Regions from separate parts of the Mus musculus genome. Here region 2 is linked to region 1. The links are chromatin loops, found by intact Hi-C in ENCODE. Cell type or tissue: left cerebral cortex. All regions are shown on one strand. Links, peaks and the distances in the headings refer to the core of each region. The heading gives the core; the rest is flanking DNA.

Region 1 (2,934 bases), core at 150-2,649:
TTTATTTAGGCAGCATGTTCTTGAGATGGATTTCAGAGATGTAGATTCCCTGGGAGACACAATCTCATTCCACCCCTTATTTGTCCCAACACTTTCCACCCTGCTATAACTTCCAAACAAGCATTTAAAATAATTTTTATAAATGTTTATCTTATCCAAAATTTCATTTCCTTTTATCACTATATCTTTACTTTTTATGATTAATTAATTAATTAATTAATTAATTTTAAAGCCTACAACTCCAGGTATTCGCAGGCAGTCTCCCATCCAAGTCTAACAACCAGGCCTGATCCTGCTTAGCTTCTGAGATCAGACGAGATCTGGTGCATTCAGGGTGGTATGGCCATAGACTATCATTTATTTTTTAATGTATGTATATCTGCATGCCAGAAGAAGATATCAGTTCCCATTGCAGATGGTTGTGAGCCACCATGTGATTGCTGAGAATTGAACTCAGGACCTCTGGAAGAGTAGATAGTCCTTTTAACTATTGAACCGTCTCTCCAGTTCTACAATTTCATTTCTTACAAGAGCCCAAATGGTATAGGCAAGCTAGGCACCATGGTTCCTTTTTTACTGGCAGAAAAAGAAAAAAAGAAAAATGAAAAAAGGTATAAAAGAAAACTTTGTATGGTACTATATCTCGTTAATATTCACATGACTATTTTAATTTAGAGACAAGATTCTAATCCAACTCTCCATTGTTTATGTAATACTATATGTATATATATATTATACACACACATACACATATATACACACATATACACATATATACACACACATATACACATACATACATATAAACACATATATACATATACACACATATATACATATACATACATACACATATACACATATACATATATATACATAATACACATATACACATATACATATATACAATACATATATATACATAATATATATATATACATATATACACATATGCATACACACACACACACACACACACACACACACACACACATATTTGACCTTAAAGCTAGCCCAACTAGCAAACACAGAAGTGGATGATCACAGTCAGCTATTGGATGGGTCACACGGCCCCCAATGGAGGAGCTAGAGAAATTACCCAAGGAGCTAAAGGGATCTATAGGTGGAACAACAATATGAACTAAGCAGTACCCCGGAGCTCTTGTCTCTAGCTGCATATGTATCAAAAGATGGCCTAGTCGGCCATCACTGCAAAGAGAGGCCCATTGAACTTGCAAACTTTATATGCCCCAGTACAGGGGAACCCCAGGGCCAAAAAGGGGAAGTGGGTGGGTAGGGGATTAGGGGGGGTGGGTATGGGGGACTTTTGGGATAGCATTGAAAATGTAAACGAGGAAAATACCTAATAGTAATAATAATAATAATAATAATAATAATAATAATAATAATAATAAAAGCTAGCCCAAGTGTTCCTGTTGTGTAATTAAGGGCTTTTCTCTGAGTGTGCCCAATACAGTGGCTCATTGCAAAGGTGGTGTTAAGACCTCCTTAGAGGAGTGTGTTTCTTGATGTACCTCAGCTTCCCATTGCTGTGCTGTGCATTGGCGAGATGTTGTAATAAACTTGATTGCCAGCCCAGGAAGAGAAGTTAATTAGGCCTTTTCCTAGCTAAGGAGTGTTTACCTCATTTATTACCAGTAGAGGGCACTATAACATTAGAATTAATAGAAGGCTCTGCATGAAGAAAGGATGGTATCATGATTCTACTACAAAGGCAGACTTACAATGATTGATTTTAAATGAGAATGAGAAACTCTTGTAATAGTAGATCATTTTTAACAGTTGAATCTTTTTAGAGCAGTTATTCAAAACCTGCATTTAAATGAAATATCTATATTGCAAAGAAGTAGGCATTGAAACAGCTCAGTTGTGAATTAGAACCTATGTTTGTTTTCCTTTTCCTTGAATAACTTGTTTCCAAACCACTGCTGGAATATTCTTATCATAGAGATCATTCTCATATTTCACTCTTATATCTAAGTCAGTCTCCAAACATTCCAAAATACCTTTAGCATTTGGCTACATATTACCAAGCTTCTTCTTGATTCCCTTTTTTGGTCTTGGAATTTGTGGCAGTTTAATTTCCTTAAAACATTTTCCTGGTTGTAAATATAAAATCAAACTTCATTTTCTAAGTAGCCCTCAGTGTATTTAGATACTTAGGAAACATGCAGTAAGTACAAACCAGTGCCCATAGCTGAGAGAGTGAAATATTGGCTTTTAGTTGCAACCTGATTACAGTATTTTACTAGTCTAAACACTCAGATGCATCACACAATGGCTTTCATGCTGTGGAAAGCTTTGAAATGGATCTGCCTTAAAGATAGATGCATTTACACTTCATATGTTTTCCATCATTTTTCTTACCATTTTGCTGGTTTTCCAAACTAGCTATATTTAAACAAATTCATCCCCCACAGCCATTTTATGCTCTGATTTCACCCTGATGTGGAGTCATGATGCAAAATTGGTGATAGCATGATTGATCATTTTGCTGACAGCATAATCACAAGCACAGGGGAGAAACTTTGCTTTATATCCAGGAAGACGAGAAGCTGCAAATATAATAAGTGAAGCCAAGGTTGGAGGATAGCTTTAATGTTTGGCAGAGTCTCCCCTATCCACTAAGAAATGTACTTTCCCTCCTCAGTCTGTTTCCCAGTTCAAGTTTTCTTAAAATGTTATTTTAAAAGTCTCTTTCCCTTGCCCTCTCCTCAGTTAGAGAATGTAAAGAACACTCCGTCACTCTTCTTGGGGAAACACTTCTTTTCTCCATATCCTCATCACTCAGTTGCCTCAGTGAGAGACTGGAAGCAGTATCCCATGTTAGAGGAGCACCATTCTGAATGTAGGCACATCAAGGCTTCTCTTTCTGCAGCACCATTAGGTAGACTTACTGTCACAGGCAGAACA
Region 2 (2,934 bases), core at 209-2,708, 1.4 Mb after region 1:
AACTCCCATGAGTAGTCCTCCAACCTCTACACTCACTTTATGGCATGCTCCCCCACTTCCACTCCCAACACACAATAAATGAACATTACCTTCTTTTTAAAATTCCAACGATAATCTTCATAGAGCTGAAACCAACAATCTTAAAATACAAAAGACTGCAATTAGCCAAAGCAATCTTCAGCAGAAAGAACAATGCTGGAGGTATCAGAGTATTTGATCTCAAACTATATTCTAGAATCATATCAACAAAAACATCATGGCACTGGTACAAAAAAGACCAGTAGACCAGCTAATTAGAAATAAGAAATATAGATATATATAATCCCACACACCTACAGTCACCTTGGTTAGACAAAGTCTCAAAAACCTACAATAGTGCTGGGAAAACTTGATTTCCACATGTTTACTAACTGAACTAGACACATATTGCTTACCACAAACACACACACACACACACAAAAATTCAACATGGATCAACAATCTCAATGTAGATCCTAAAACATGTTAAGGGCTGAATCCTAGCCACTACAGCACCAGGGAATAGTACTGAGACTTTTAAATTGTAAGACTCTGAAAGAAAACCAGAAATACACTTTGACACAGTCAGTGGTTTTTCTGAGTTGACTCCAATAGCACAGGAAGCAATCCTAAGAATTGACAAATAGGATTGATTAATTTCTCAAGGGGTGTGTGTGTGTGTGTGTGTGTGTGTGTGTGTGTGTGTATGTGTGTGTGTGTGTGTGTGTGTGTGTGTGTGTGTGTGTTATGTTAAGGGATCTTTTCTAGTTTTATGAGAAGTGATGGGGAGTTTTTAAGGTAGTTGGGAAACAGAAATAATGCAATAAATGCATGGCCTAATTGGGGGAGGGCACAGAAGCAGCAGGAGAGGGTCACAGAAGAGGATAATGTAGGAAGGAAAAAGAAAAAAAGTATAGTGAGTGACACATGTATGAAGATGCCATGATGAAACTGATTGCTTTCTATGATAAAACATTTTAAAACAGTTTGTAACAGAGAAGCCAGAACACACATTCCGGGTCTTCCCCTTTAGGAGAATACATAGAGTACTGTTGAAATCTCACAAACAATAGGAAGAAGTTAACTTTAACCTTCCTTCTTAGTTTGGCCAAGTCCTTCCTTTGGCTGATGAGATATGTAAGGAAGTAGGGAGGAGGATTTACCACTGTAGTCATGGTAGCACGAGCAAGGACAAAGGGTCCAGCATTATGAAGAATAACTGGGAACAGAATTCTTGCAACCTGGCTGAGGCATGCAGCAAGAATGATAAATGGGGTTTTCTGCTAAGTACCTGGGACTGCCAACATCATCATTTCTCAGTGTGTACTTACAATCTTGGTTTTTAATATCATAAAGTCCATACATTTATGGCCCTTTATGTATTAGAGAGAAGCTTTTGTGCATGCAAATATTTCTTGATTCTTCTGTCCCCACAATGGGAAAAAGTTATGTATATAGAAATAAAATACTAGCCTCAACTTGTATGTATATCTAAGATCATGTAAGTCATTACAATGTGTTTTTGAGAGTTGCCACTTCACTGCACTATAAAAAGCTTCCTGGAAAAAGTATTAACAGATGGCCTCTTACTCTCTGAGACTGTTAGTAGCACACCAGATGGCAACCCAAATGAGAAGATTCAACTTCAATTCTCTAAACTGAAGGAAATGTGACGCTGGATTTTTAATAGGTGTGCAGCATTAGAGGTAGCAAAGAAATAATCAGTTAAGATAAAACCTCATCACCATGCCTTATTTCAATATGAGTTCCAGGCTTCATTGTCATAATGCTTGGCAAATAGCTCATACCAAATGCTGCAAATGGTTTGCCCAATACAAACCGAATCTTTATTTGAAATGACTGACAGATTTATGGGGTGTAAGGCCAGTCTAAGGAATAAGTGTAGAAGGCATTGGCCCAGGGACTGTGCTCTGTGCCATGGACGCTCCTTTCCCAAGACCACTCATTAGTTTACAACATTAGCTCTTATTGTTGGAAATATTCAACCTCAGCTCAACTGTCAAACTTTTGACAGGAAAGTAATAAGTGTTCTAAGAACTTTATCATCTTTCCAGATGTCCCACTCACCTACCAGTCAATGAAAGCAAGAGTGCAGTTCCCTTCCCAGACATTGCTGCAGTATAGATTTTTCCAGATGCCCTTGCATTCCAAAATAACCTTTCCCCATTACAACTCAGAAAAGAGCACTTGTATTTGCATATCATGGTAGGAAGGTGTCCTTTTGCCATCTGATGTTACATGAGTGAATAACAATTGGAGTCACGAGGTAAACCTCACATTCCAATGTTTTAAAAAGAGCATGGGCCATGAAGTAGGTACTAAGCTATTCCATTGTGTGAACCACCTTCAGTCTTCAAATATGGACCCACTAGGGCCCACCAAATACATGGGGTTTTGGTAAGTGGCTAGAAACATGGTCTGAAATACAAATACACTTTTTTAAAAGCATTTGTATTACTAAGTTGGGACAAATGGTGACTTGCAGCCTCCTTGACTATAATACTTTAACAGGACTTATACCTGATTTGCCAGCCTTGACTATTTCTCCTACTTTGCCCACATACAGTTCTACTACAGGGGTAGAAGAGACACAAAACAAACATGACTGCTACACAGTGAATTAAATGTGGCTGAGAGGATGATCACATTTGCAAAGGACTTATCATGCAAGCATGAGACCCTGAGTTCAGATCCCTTGCACCCATATAAAAAGCTGGCTGAGTCTCCAGAACTCCCTAGAGAATGCCCCCACCCTGACCCACACAAGTACATATATCCATTCATTCTCCTGGCCCTTTGGGATTCTCTCCTTTCTCTATCATGCCTGTGCTTCCAGGAGTCAATGTGGGTGACCTTAGCCAAAATGCCCAACAGTGGGGATATGGAATCTGAAGA

What was found. Peaks named below come from ENCODE experiments on the same cell type or tissue, not always from the same donor. Only the 100,000 strongest peaks of a DNase experiment are listed, where the experiment ranks them.
Region 2: it touches region 1 in a loop (8-fold over the local background); 4 of 42 quality-filtered maps call a loop at or near these places.

The regions. Positions count from the first base shown.
Region 1 is chrX:68,949,334-68,952,267 of GRCm38, forward strand. It overlaps the pseudogene n-R5s7. Among named protein-coding and RNA genes, the nearest start is that of Gm6812, 58 kb to the left of the region's middle. In left cerebral cortex, for the core only: a CTCF peak has its summit at 1,659 (motif pointing right); a DNase peak (open chromatin) is centred at 1,590.
Region 2 is chrX:70,313,520-70,316,453 of GRCm38, forward strand. No RefSeq gene overlaps it. Among named protein-coding and RNA genes, the nearest start is that of Ids, 50 kb to the right of the region's middle. In left cerebral cortex, for the core only: no CTCF peak of the experiment used is centred there; a DNase peak (open chromatin) is centred at 1,614.